Linked DNA regions of Homo sapiens: regions 1 and 2 are each linked to region 3. Evidence: read pairs that join two places in POLR2A ChIA-PET (ENCODE). Cell type or tissue: PC-9. All regions are shown on one strand. Links, peaks and the distances in the headings refer to the core of each region. The heading gives the core; the rest is flanking DNA.

Region 1 (5,365 bases), core at 543-4,542, 49 kb before region 3:
CCTTGGTGTAAGGTCTAATATTTGTAGTCTATCTTGAGTATTTACAGGGAATGAACTTCAAAATTCTATTGAAGAGATTGATAGTTACTGTTTGGCTCCAGTTAACAGGCAGCAGAACAACTGGGTGTGTCTTGATGGTGTTCTACTTTCTTAGAAAGAACCAAAGTGAAGCAGCTTAAAATCTTGTAAAACCAATTCCTCAGCTGCTTTATGACTTTGTCAGAAATTGGGAATTAGAGCATACCAACAATCTTAAAGTCATTAATTTAACCATCAATCTGTTGATCCTTATGGGCACCAATAATTTAAATTGGTTGCCTTTGTGGGGTTTCAGACATTACAGGAAAAAAGTAGTAAAGGGGGAAATTAGTAAATGCTTCAGCTATCACTTAGTGTCACAAGTTTTCTTATTTCTTACATGTTGCTTAAAAGCGGTCTTAACGTGTGTGTATTTGGTTTTTAAAGATTCTTTGAAAATAAAGATAGTTGTTAGGGCAAATTTTTTAGAGGACTCTCTCCATGCATAATAAGTAACTGTTTCCTAACTTGGAAGTACTTAGGGATGTGGGAGTGTGTACAAACATATATACACTTACATGCTATAAAATTTTAAACTTTAATAGGGGAAGATGGCCCTTTTTGTGTGCCTGTAGCTAAGAAGACCAAAAGATGACACTTTTTCTGGTTAAATGGCTGTTTTAAACTGAAGTGATGTTCTCTAATAATCCTAAATGCCATATTTTCCTTTCAGATTTGTAATTTTATAGAATTATGAGTCTTAATTGCATTTTTTTTTCAGATTAGATAGAATAACATAGTGCGGCCCTCACTTTTGTGAGGGGCCATATCTAGTGAGTGTGTTGATTTGCTTGGTTATTTATGAATGGCTGCTGGTATTTTCTTTGGTATTTTAAAAGCCAAAATGTATTGCTTGCCTAAAATTTTTTAAATTTAAAAGTTTTTATTAAGAGACTATCTTGGAAAGTGACGGGAATAATGGTTGCCCAAATGATTTCCAAGTCAGTTATAGAAAATGCTTTTGAGGGGGAGAACTTGGCAAACTTAAATAGAAGTTTAAAATAAGTTTATTGTTTTTATTTTATTTATTTATGTATTTAGTCGGTGGTATGGATTGGAAGGTTTATTGTCTTTAAATGGCAGTTTTCCTAAGGTACTTTGTTACACATTAGAGTTGCCCAGTGTTTGCTTTTTTCCAACAGGAAATGGTAGTGGATTGGAAGAGAAGCAGCTTTTGACAGTCCAGGCCTAAAGTTTTTGGATTGCAAAAATAATTTGCTTATGCAGGTTATCTTATCGTTTTAGGAATAAGACGAGTTGGAAGAAGACCTGATCAACAACTTCAGGGTGAAGGGAAAATAATTGATAGAAGACCAGAAAGGCGACCACCTCGTGAACGAAGATTCGAAAAGCCACTTGAAGAAAAGGGTGAAGGAGGCGAATTTTCAGTTGATAGGTAAGTTGTTTCTTGTTTTTGAGCCAGGGTCTTGGTCTAACATGTAGGCTGGAGTGCAGTGGTACAAGCTTGGCTCACTGCAGCCTCTGCTTCCTGGGCTCAAATGATCCTCTCATCTCAGTCTCCTCTTGAGTAGCTCGGACTACAAGGTCACGCCACCACACTGCTAATTTTTTTTGTAGAGCTGAGGTCTCACTATATATATTGCATTGGCTGGTCTTGAGCTCCTGTGCTCAAGCTGTCCTCCTGCAATATTGGGATTACAGGCGTAAACCAAAGAAGTCTTCATATTTTGTTACTTTATAGAGTCACATTTTAATGTTAAGCTATAAATTGGGCATAATTGCCAGGTAGCAGTCTGGCTAATTGTTTCTATTAATTTTTCACAGAAACATCTGTATGTGTGCATTGTTAAGCTTTAGATCTTTGGGTAACAGTTCAAACTTAGGTCTCTTGTAATGGAAACACTTTGTTGAATTGATAACCAATTTCTTTTTCTTTCTCTCTCCAGATACAGAGTTAAAAGGAAAATACTGTTAGTTGAAGGAAAATACTGTTGGTTTATTGTTTATAGCAAATAAATTACTTATGCAAGTTAGATGTGTTTAATTTTTAAGTGTATTGGTAAATAGTGATGGACTGGATTATATGTGCAATGAATAGCAGTGGAAAAGTATATGCACTGGTAGTAATGCTTTAGAGTGCTAAAATAGTTTTCTTGTTTTGGGAGGCTGTCTTGTTCTGGTTTCCTTTGTGTTTAGAAACAGACTATTTTGAATTTTCTGAAGTGTATGTATTTAACTATTGGTTTTTGAGCCAGTAAACATGTTCTGTATTTTTGATCTTTTGGATGAATTTTCCTCATTTCTTCTGGAAACCATGGAAGTATAATTTATTTGTTTATATTATAGACCGATTATTGACCGACCTATTCGAGGTCGTGGTGGTCTTGGAAGAGGTCGAGGGGGCCGTGGACGTGGAATGGGCCGAGGAGATGGATTTGATTCTCGTGGCAAACGTGAATTTGATAGGCATAGTGGAAGTGATAGATCGTAAGTCTTACTGGTTTTTATTTTACTTTAATATTTTAATCTATTTAATAAACAAACTTTGAATTTCTAGAACTAAAGAGTATTATGTTAACTCAGTTTTGTTAGTTCTTTTTCACATTACAGTGGCCTGAAGCACGAGGACAAACGTGGAGGTAGCGGATCTCACAACTGGGGAACTGTCAAAGACGAATTAACGTTGGTATTCTGATTTTCTTAAAAATTCTATACCTAACTAGAGGTTAATCCATACCTCTGTCAAATTTTACTTGTCTCTGAGATAAGAATGAATGCTCTCTTCTGAGAGTTACTATATTACAAGATAATGTCTTATGGGATGGGTTTGGGTTATAGTATATTGAATGACCGGTTTTTTAATATTTCGATATATTTGTTACTCATTTTTTCCCCCCCATATGTATTTGTAGCTTTTCCTGAAACCCCACAATAAGGTTATTTGGGTATTCTGATTATCTTAGTGTCCTTAATAGTTCCTATTCTAGCTTTTGACTTTGTTGTCATTACAAAATTTGATAAGCTAGTAAAGCTTCATTTTATAATTAACTGCCTTGTTCTGTTACTTTTTAAGTATGAAGTATATGAACTAACTAGTTTATATTGTTTACTTTTCGACGTCTTCTGGGGAGTATATTTAGTAAGAAAGGAGTTAGAGAATGTGAGAGCTTATGGTATTTTTGTATGAAGAACTTTTCAGCTACATGTAAATGGACCTAGATGCCTTTCTTTTTCTTTCTTTCCTTAGAGAGTCCCCCAAATACATTCAGAAACAAATATCTTATAATTACAGTGACTTGGATCAATCAAATGTGACTGAGGAAACACCTGAAGGTGAAGAACATCATCCAGTGGCAGACACTGAAAATAAGTAAGTGGTATTGCGTGTAATAGTAATGACCCAGAATTGAAAGCACTGGAGTTTTACCAATAAGATAACCCATAGATTTAATGCTGTTACTTGATGGCTTTTTGTTTTTGACAAGGGAGACTTACTGTACCCTCATCCCTCAAAGAGTATTTGAAAGAATGCTTTTTTTTTCTTTTTTTAATAGAGACAGGGTCTCACTATATTGCCTAGGCAGGTCTCCAATTCCTGGGCTCAAGCGTTCCTCCTGCCTTGGCCTCCCAAAGTGCTGGGATTACAGGCATGAGCCACTGCACCCAGCCCTTAAAAGAGTGGTTTATGTGTATATATTTGACTCTAACGCTTTGAAAAATAGAATATTTTAATGTGGTTATTTCTGTTTGATTAGTCATTTTACCATTGTCATACAACTGTACAAATTTTACTTTGAGATAGTTAAAACTAGAAAATGTGGCCATTTTAACATTAGTTCTATCTTGAAGTTATTTCCAATGTAGAATTTGGAACATAGCATTACTGGCCTGTTTTTAAATGTATGAAGAGAGCAAAGATCAGAGTATGTTATTCACTATCTTTTTTTTTTTTTTTCTTTTTTTGAGACAAGATTTCATTCTGTTGCCGAGGCTGGAGTGCAGTGGAGTGATCTTGGCTCACTGCACCCTCCGCCTCCTGGGCTCAAATGATCCTTCCACGTCAGCCTCCTAAGTAGCTGGGACTATAGGTGCCTGCCACCAGGCCCGGCTAATTTTTGTATTTTTAGTAGAGACAGGGTTTCACCATTTTGCCCAGGCTGGTCTTCAACTCCTGAGCTCAGGCAAGCCACCCACCTTGGCCTCCCAAAGTGCTGGGATTACAGGCGTGAGCCACCTTGCCCAGCCCTTCACTAACTTTTTTTTTTGTGTGTGTGAGATGGAGTTCACTCTTGTTGCTTAGGCTGGAGTGTAGTGGCACTGTCGGCTCACTGCAACCTCCGCCTCCCGGGTTCACGCGATTCTCCTGCCTCAGCCTCTGGAGTAGCTGGGATTACAGGCACCCGCCACCATGCCTGGCTAATTTTTTATATTTTTTAGACCAGCTGGCCAGGCTGGTCTCGAACTCCTGACCTCGGTGATCCACCCTCCTTGGCCTCCCAAAGTGCTGGGATTACAGGTGTGAGCCACCACACCCAGCCCTTCACTAGCTTTTAAAATTACATGGTGTTTTGTTTTGTTTTGTTTTGTTTTGTTTTGTTTTGTTTTGTTTGGAGACATTCTCGCTCTGTTGCCCAGGCTGAAGTAACAGTGGCGCTATCTTGGCTCACTGCAACCTCCGCCCCCTGGGTTCAAACGATTCTCCTGCCTCACCCTCCCGAGTAACTGGGATTACAGGCATGCATCACCACGCCCAGCTAATTTTTTGTATTTTTAGTAGAGACAGGATTTCACCATGTTGGCCAGGCTGGTCTCGAACTCCTGACCTCAGGTGATGCATCCGCCTTGGCCTTCCAAAGTGCTGGGATTACGGGCATGAGCCACCACGCCTGACCTAAAATCATGTTTACTTTGCCAGTTATTTGTTACAGTATTGTGGTTTAAAGTCTTGGATTACAGGTTATTTAGGACAGTGATTCCTAACCAGAAGCATATTCAAGTTAGTTGGGGGGTGGGAGGGGCAGATGTTTTCTAAACTTTTTCTTTTTTCTTTTTTTTTTTTGAGATGGAGTTTTGCTCTTGTTGCCTGTGCTGGAGTGCAATGGCGTGATCTCGGCTCACTGCAACCTCTGCCTCCAGGGTTCAAGCAATTCTCCTGCCTCAGCTCCTGAGTAGCTGGGATTACAGGCATGTGCCACCACGCCCGGCTAATTTTGTATTTTTAGTAGAGATGGGTTTCTCCATGTTGGTCAGGCTGATCTCGAACTCTGACCTCAGGTGATCTGCCCTCCTTGGCCTCCCAAAGTGCTGGGATTACAGGCGTGAGCTG
Region 2 (4,000 bases), core at 1-4,000, 130 kb after region 3:
GAGAAAGAAATAAAGGGTATTCAATTAGGAAAAGAGGATGTCAAATTGTCTCTGCAGATGACATGACTGTATATTTAGAAAACCCCATCATCTCAGCCCAAAAACTCCTCACACTGATAAGCAACTTCAGCAAACTCTCAGGATACAAAATTAATGTGCAAAAATCAGAAGCATTCCTATACGCCAATAACAGGCAAACAGTGAGCCAAATCATGAGTGAACTCCCATTCACAATTGCTACAAAGAGAATAAAATAACTAGGAATACAACTTACAAGGGATGTGAAAGACCTCTTCAAAAAGAACTACAAACCACTGCTCAAGGAAATAAGAGAGGACACAAACAAATGGAAAAACATTCCATGCTCATGGGTAGGAAGAATCAATATCATGAAAATGGCCATATTGCCCAAAGTAATTTATAGATTCAATGCTATCCCCATCAAGCTACCATTGACTTTCTTCACAGAATTGGAAAAAACTACTTTAAATTTCATATGGAATCAAAAAAGAGCCCACATAGCCAAGACAATTCTAAGCAAAAAGAACAAACCTGGAGGCATCACGCTATCTGACTTCAAACTATACTACAAGGTTACAGTAACAAAAACAGCAGGATACTGGTACCAAAACAGATATATAGACCAATGGAACAGAACAGAGACCTCAGAAATAACACCACACATCTACAACCATCTGATCTTTGACAAACCTGACAAAAACGAGCAATAGGGAAAGGATTCCCTATTTAATAAATTGTGTTGGGAAACTGGCTAGCCATATGCATAAGGCTGAAACTGGATCCCTTCCTTGCACCTTATACAAAAATTAACTCAAGATGGATTCAATACTTAAACATAAGACCTAATAACCATAAAAAACCTAGAAGAATACCTAGATAATACCATTCAGGACATAGGCATGGGCAAAGAGTTCATGATGAAAACACTAAAAACAATGGCAACAAAAGCCAAAATTGACAAATGGGATCTAATTAAACTAAAGAGCTTCTGCACAGCAAAAGAAACTATCATCAAAGTGAACAGGCAACCTAGAGTATGGGAGAAAATTTTTGCAATCTACCCATCTGACAAAGGGCTAATATCCAGAATCTACAAGGAACTTAAACAAATTTACAAGAAAACAAACAAACCAACCCATCAAAAAGTGGGTGAAGGATATGAACAGACACTTCTCAAAAGAAGACATTTATGCGGCCAACAAACATATGAAAAAAAGCTCGTCATCACTAGTCATTAGAGAAATGCAAATCAAAACCACAATGAGATACCATCTCATGCCAGTTAGAATGGAGATCATTAAAAAGTCAGGAAACAAGAGACGCTGGCAAGGCTGTGGAGAAATAGGAATGCTTTTACACTGTTGGTGGGAGTGTAAATGAGTTCAACCATTGTGGAAGACAGTGTGGCAATTCCTCAAGGATCTAGGATCAGAAATACCATTTGACCCAGCAATCCCATTGCTGGGTATATACCCAAAGGATTATAAATCATTCTACTATAAAGACACATGCACATGTATGTTTATTGCAGCACTGTTCACAATAGCAAAGATTTGGAACCAACCCAAATGCACATCAAAGATAGATTGGATAAAGAAAATGTGGCACACATACATCATTGAATACTATGCAGCCATAAAAAAGGATGAGTTCATGTCCTTTGCAGGGACATGGATGAATCTGGAAACCGTCATTCTCAGCAAACTAACACAAGAACAGAAAACCAAACACCACATGTTCTCACTCATAAGTGGGAGCTGAACAATGAGAACACACGGACACAAGGAGGGGAACATCACACATTGGGGCCTGTCAAGGGGTAGGAGGCTGGGGGAGGGATAGCATTAGGAGAAATTCCTAATGTAGATGACGGGTTGATGGGTGCAGCAAACCACCATGGCACATGTATACCTATGTAACGAACCTGCATGTTCTGCACATGTATCCCAGAACTTACAGTATAAGAAAAAAAAAGAGAAATCCGCATGCTAAATCAGCCAATACTAAAATTGTTTAGATATACAATTTGAATAAACTCCATGATCTAAGCCAAATTACCTATGATAACCCATCAGTTATCAGTGCTATGCACCTAAATTGGAGAAACAACTGGTATTCAAGAGGACATAAGTCCATTTTTAAGCATGGACTCGTGGAGAACCAAGACAGCCACCTTATCCTTCCAGAGTCCTTAAGGCTTTCATTATTAAAAGTTCTGCATTTTACGACTTGTAATGGAAAAGATAAAATGATCCAAATTAAATATGTTTGTGTGGTGACTTATAAACTACTAAAATAGTTATAAACAATATTTGGCTTGTCAAACCCATATTCCTGGGAAAACAATCAAAGCTTCAGGTACATTTGGCTACCTGATTGGACATTTAAATATTTATAAGGGATTTCATTCAATTGTCACTTTCAATGCATGTTTTCTGGTTGTATGAAAGCTTTCCCATGCAAGAAGACTGATGTTATAATAGTAGATTATTATGCTGCAGTACATTTTTACATAGTTAAAAAAAGCTGTTTATGGTTCACTGAGGACAATCAACCCCTTCACAATCTAGAACCCAAAGAATGAATCTTCTGAGAACATTAGAGAAAGACTGTCCTTGCCATCCACACTACAGCAAAACTTTGGGACCTTGAACTTTTGGTTTCAGAGATCCCACAACTTTCATAATCTCACAACTGAGGAGGGTCCCTCCACACCCATCGGAACCCTTAAGGTAAAGCTAACCAGGACAGCTTCTCCCAAGAAGACAGCGTCCTTAATGTGAACAGCTTATCCTAAAATCATGGATTAAGACTTCTCTACTATCATGAGACTCTTAACTTTGAATATTTTTTTTCTTGCTTATGCCTCTATGAACAATAGAAGTGAAAAGGGGGTCTGTTATGTGTGTATTATGGGGTATATGTTTATTTGTGAAGGATTTTGCAGCCAGCCTTATACATGGATAATGTTATACTTTGATGGATAAAAGATGAAGGCCCAATGCAGGTGAGAAATTTTAAGGGTTCATATATTGCCTCATAGTCAGTCAGAAACAGAACATTGATTCATTCCTCTTAAGCCACATCATGGGCTAAAGAGAACATTGCCAGGAGGCCTTCACTCTTCTAGCAGGGCATCATTTGTTAGGTCTTTTTTCCATAGTTTGAAGTAAAAGAGGCACTGATTAGAAATGTATCCCTCATGATAGGTTCTATAGCAGATTCTACTGTAAAGCCTATGGTTACACAAAAAACTTTAAATTCTCTTGTGAAAGTTATGCGAAATAATAGAATTGGCCAAACCGAAAAGTATTGGCTAAACAGCTGCTGGCACTTATGATGTATGGAGAAAACATCGGGTATTATAGTGATTCAGTTGTAGGGGATTAATGAAAAAAATCACTTAAGTGAGTAGACTCTTCATGTAGCTCATTCTTTGATCTATTTGATTTTTAGATGGTTTGGTTTGGTTTATGAGGACCCTGGGTAAGGAACATAACCCAAACTCTTAGTATTATTCTCCCAATAGTCCTAATAGTAATCTCCCTGGTATGCTGTATTCTCTCAAAGGTTTTAAATGTTTACAAGCAGCCATCTCCAGAATGTCAAATGGTCTCTCTTCAACTGGAATAACAAGAGCTAAAAGAAATGTGTGACCATCAGGACACCATAACCTATGAATTACATGCTGAGAACAGAAACCCAAAATGATGGTAACTGAGAGTGGCACTGAGGCCCTAGGTTTTGGTCACACTGTCACCTAAGTGAGAACCTGACCAAAAAGGGGGATTTTTTTTTTAAAACGAAATTATGGGAGGCCATTGTTTTGGACTGAGCTCATGCACTAGACTCCAACAGACCAAACCAAACCAAAATGGAGTTGTTCATGCTAAATGTGACAAAGTCAAACTAAGACTTTAAGGAAACACATAGATCCTAGAACAGACCAGGTTTTGTTTTTCTCCTATAAACAGGATGT
Region 3 (4,000 bases), core at 1-4,000:
CAGGCTGGAGTGCAATGGCACAATCTCAGTTCACTGCAACCTGAGTTCAAGCAATTCTCCCACCGTGGCCTCCCGAGTAGTTGGGATTACAGGCATCTGCCATCATGCCTGGTTGATTTTTGTATTTTTGTAGAGATGGGAGTTTCACCATGTTGGCCAGGCTGGTCTTGAACTCCTGACCTCAGGTGATCCGCCTGCCTCAGCCTCCGAAAGTGCTGGGATTACAGGCGTGAGCCACCGCACCCCGCCGAGTTTCAGTGGGTTTTGAGGTTCATTTTGCCAACTTTGAGGTTGAGGTTGAAAAAGAAACACAAATTACAATAGGATCTGTGACCTGTGCTGAGGACCTCAATATTTAAAAAGGAAAGAGAGGGGAAACTGGGAAGGAAAAAAATGGGTGGGGGGTGGGGAAGATAGGCAATGAGGCAAAGTGGTCTTGTGAGGCTTTGATTAGCATTCAGTGAATCTACATTTTACATGTGAAAGGAGGGGTAAAGGGTCAATTATGCATTTTTCTGGAACTCAGTAAATCTATGTTTGACATAAAATAAAGTAAGCATGTGAAGTTACAGCTATCTGTTTGGTAACAAAAGAAAGGCAGTTTTTGCATGACTCAGCTCCCAAGCTTATCTTTTCTTTTGGCATAGTGAGTTTGGGGTCTTGAGAGTTTATTTTCCTTTCACACCTGCTAGCTCATTGAGATGACTTCATCTATGCTGGTGATCACAGGGAAAACTAGAACTCAGCGTCATATACTCAACATATACTGGCTCACAAACTCCAGGGCAAGTCAGAGATGTCTTGCATGCTGAATTTATTTCAACAGTCATAAATATGAGTGCCTACACTGGACAAGGCACTGACAATACAAAAGCAAAGAATCTGCCTCAAAGAGTCCACTATCTAATGGGGAAAAGAGACCCCTTCCATTATCCCATCCCTGCTTACTATGGGTAATCAGCAAGATGAAGTCCTATAATATTACCTCTACTCCACCCAAAGGGGTTGAGGCCCATGCAGATAATTTATTCACCATGACTATCACAGAATTTCTATAGTTTACATCCTGTTGAGAAAAGTCCTTGTGGAAAATTCTCAAGTCTACTCTAGCCTGGTGAGATTGCTTGCATAGACTTAAGCTATATGATTGAGCTCAAAAAGCCCTTTCTCTATTCCTAACACAGGGGATTAAAAAATTAATTTTAGAGAGACCTTCTGTTCCTCCTGCTGCAGCAGAACATCAGCAAGTGTCAGGGAATCAACTGTCCAACTCTGTGAGGGCATCCTTAACTCTGGGAGTGAAATGAGATATTGGAACAGAAGGGAAGGGATTTGTGTGGGTTGCTGGGCCAATAAAGTTTATCCAAACACACATACACACACACACACGCACACATATTAGGAGAACAAAAATAGAAGCTCTATGGGAAGAGGCAGTGAGGAAGATGATGGTGTCAGCAGTTTGGTTGGCAAAATAGGCTGAATAGAAGAAAGAAGTCAAGAAGTCAAGCAGGAAATACTGGTCCTGCTCCCTCTGGGCTGTGATCTCTGGCAGAGATAAAAGAGGCCATTCAATCCTTGGCGGTCTGAAAACTTACACTCAGGGTGATTCAATGATAAAGGCACCAGTGTAGGAAGATGTGATAGTTGCCAGTCGTTGGAAAAGCTGTAGATAGGAAGGTCAAGTGGTACTAGACAAAACAGCTGCACTGCTACTGGAAACAAGTTTTTAACGATCTACATTGGATTTCACAAAGCGTAGAGTGGTATTCAGCTGTTTATTTTTATGAAGCACCTACCATGTGTCTGGCTGTATTCTAGGTATGAGGAGACAATGGTGAGCAAATTGCCATGGCTTCTTCCCTTAAGATGCTTAGAGACTGTTGGCAAACACTACTAGGCAGTAGCAAAGTATAATGTGTTCTCCAGTAGAAAAATGTGCTGGCCAGCCAGGCGCGGTGGCTCACGTCTGTAATCCCAGCACTTTGGGAGGCCGAGATGGGCAGATCACGAGGTCAGGAGATTGAGACCATCCTGGCTAACATGGTGAAACCCCGTGTCTACTAAAAATACAAAAAATTAGCCAGGCTTGGTGGCGGGTGCTTGTAGTCCCAGTTACTCGGGAGGCTGAGGCAGGAGAATGGCGTGAACCCGGGAGGCAGAGCTTGCAGTGAGCCGAGATCGCGCCATTGCACTCCAGCCTGGGCAACAGAGTGAGACTCTGTCTCAAAAAAAAAAAAAAAAAGAAAAAGAAAAATGTGCTGGCCGTGGCTCTACTGGTACACATGGCAACATGGCAATATGGACAAGCTTCCAGAGGAGTGGCTGTGCACAGAACCACCCATATAACTCATTACAATCCAGATACCTGGGTTCCTCCCTGGCTCTACACCTTACCCTCCTCTGCCAAGGCAGGTCCTTCATTTTTTGCCCTTACTGTGCTCCACATATGCCCTTAATACTGCTGCCTGGTTAATGGTGCTGAAACACCAGTAAGAGGGGGCCATCAAGGCAGAACACCTTCCTGCTTTGCCTTTCTCCCTCCTCCTCAACCTACCACCTCCTACCACTCTCTAGAAAGTGCCCTTGTGAATTCACCAATGATTTCTGGTTGCCAAATGCAATAAGTAGTTGTCAGTCCTTGATTATGACAGTTACATCCCTTTTGTGTACTTTTCCTTTTTATTTTTCACTCTTTGAGACAGAGTCCATCTCTGTCGCCCAGGCTGGAGTGCAGTGGTGCGATTTCAGCTTACTGCAATCTCTGCCTCTTGGGCTCAGTGATCCTCACACCTCAGCCTCCTGAGTAGCTGGGATTGCAGGCACACACCACTATGCCTGGCTAATTTTTTGTAATTTTGGTAGAGACAGGGTTTCACCATGTTGCCCAGGCTGGTCTTGACCTATTGGGCTCAAACGATCTGCCCACCTCGGCCTCCCAAAGTGCTGTGATTACAGGCATGAGCCACCATGCCCAGCCTCCTTTTGTGTACTTTTCTATCTCCCTCATAGACTGTGAGCTTGTTGAAGATAGGGAATAGGTCTTATCCATCAACAGATACTTACTGAATTAAATGAAAATTTAACCTAAACTAGTATAAAATAGGACTGTGAATCTGCACTCTCCCTCCCCTTTTAGCTTATTTTTAAATACCCTTATGCAGGCTTTAGAGTCATCAGATTTGTGACAAAATAAGGAAGGCATTTTCTTCAACATCCATAAGAGCAGCTTTAAGAATCAACAGACTCAAGAGGCTTTGACTATTAAAGTAGATGGCTTACTGTTAAAAAAAAAAAAAAAAAAAAAAAAAAAAAGAGGCTGGGCTGGGTGGCTCACGCCTGTAATCTCAGCACTGTGAGAGGCCAAGGCAGACGGATCACCTGAGGTTAGGCGTTCAAGACCAGCCTGGCCAACATGGTGAAACCCCTCCTCTACTAAAAATACAAAAATTAGCAGGGCATGGTGGTACATGTCTGTAATCCCAGCTACTCAGGAGGCTGAGGCAGGAGAATCACTTGAACCCGGGAGGTAGAGGTTGCAGTAAGCTGAGATCGTGCCATTGCACTCCAGCCTAGGCAACAGAGCAAGACTCCGTATGAAAAAAAAAAAAAAAAAGAATAAACAGACCATGTGGTTGCAAACAGGTATCTCAATTTAAACTCTGCCAAAATGAAAGTTATTTGGGGGGCAAATTTCACATGAGGAATTCCAGATGGCTGAAGAAGAGATCAATTGATTCCTTACCTCTTGGGGTGCATTTCAGAACTGACTGACTCTGGGTCAAGTCCAGGGGGAAGCAGTTCTGATCAGTGATATGTTCTGTTTATCAATGGTGTATTTGTTCAACAAATGACCATAAGCCCTTATGATGCCATACTACAGAGATGATAAAAAAGAATGACATAAGTTCACATGGATGGATGTAGAAAGGTCTCTACCACGTATTATTGAGAGGTAAAAGCAAGGTGTAGATCAGAATGTTGAAAAAGATCTCAACTA

The links. ChIA-PET counts read pairs that join two places held together with the same protein. Peaks named below come from ENCODE experiments on the same cell type or tissue, not always from the same donor. Only the 100,000 strongest peaks of a DNase experiment are listed, where the experiment ranks them.
Region 1: POLR2A ChIA-PET joins it to region 3 with 8 read pairs; 9 of 35 experiments call an interaction of 5 or more read pairs at or near these places.
Region 2: POLR2A ChIA-PET joins it to region 3 with 5 read pairs; 2 of 35 experiments call an interaction of 5 or more read pairs at or near these places.

Annotation. Positions count from the first base shown.
Region 1 is chr1:67,422,244-67,427,608 of GRCh38, reverse strand. It overlaps SERBP1 (SERPINE1 mRNA binding protein 1), which reads left to right. Exons shown (of 8, transcript NM_001018069.2): 2 at 1,324-1,474; 3 at 2,386-2,526; 4 at 2,632-2,721; 5 at 3,332-3,409. Among named protein-coding and RNA genes, the nearest start is that of SERBP1, 5.5 kb to the left of the region's middle. In PC-9, for the core only: no CTCF peak of the experiment used is centred there; no DNase peak of the experiment used is centred there; H3K4me3 peaks cover 538 bases.
Region 2 is chr1:67,241,309-67,245,308 of GRCh38, reverse strand. All of the region lies in intron 9 of IL23R (interleukin 23 receptor), which reads right to left. Among named protein-coding and RNA genes, the nearest start is that of IL12RB2, 65 kb to the left of the region's middle. In PC-9, for the core only: no CTCF peak of the experiment used is centred there; no DNase peak of the experiment used is centred there.
Region 3 is chr1:67,374,093-67,378,092 of GRCh38, reverse strand. All of the region lies in intron 13 of IL12RB2 (interleukin 12 receptor subunit beta 2), which reads right to left. Among named protein-coding and RNA genes, the nearest start is that of SERBP1, 54 kb to the left of the region's middle. In PC-9, for the core only: no CTCF peak of the experiment used is centred there; a DNase peak (open chromatin) is centred at 1,532; H3K27ac peaks cover 573 bases.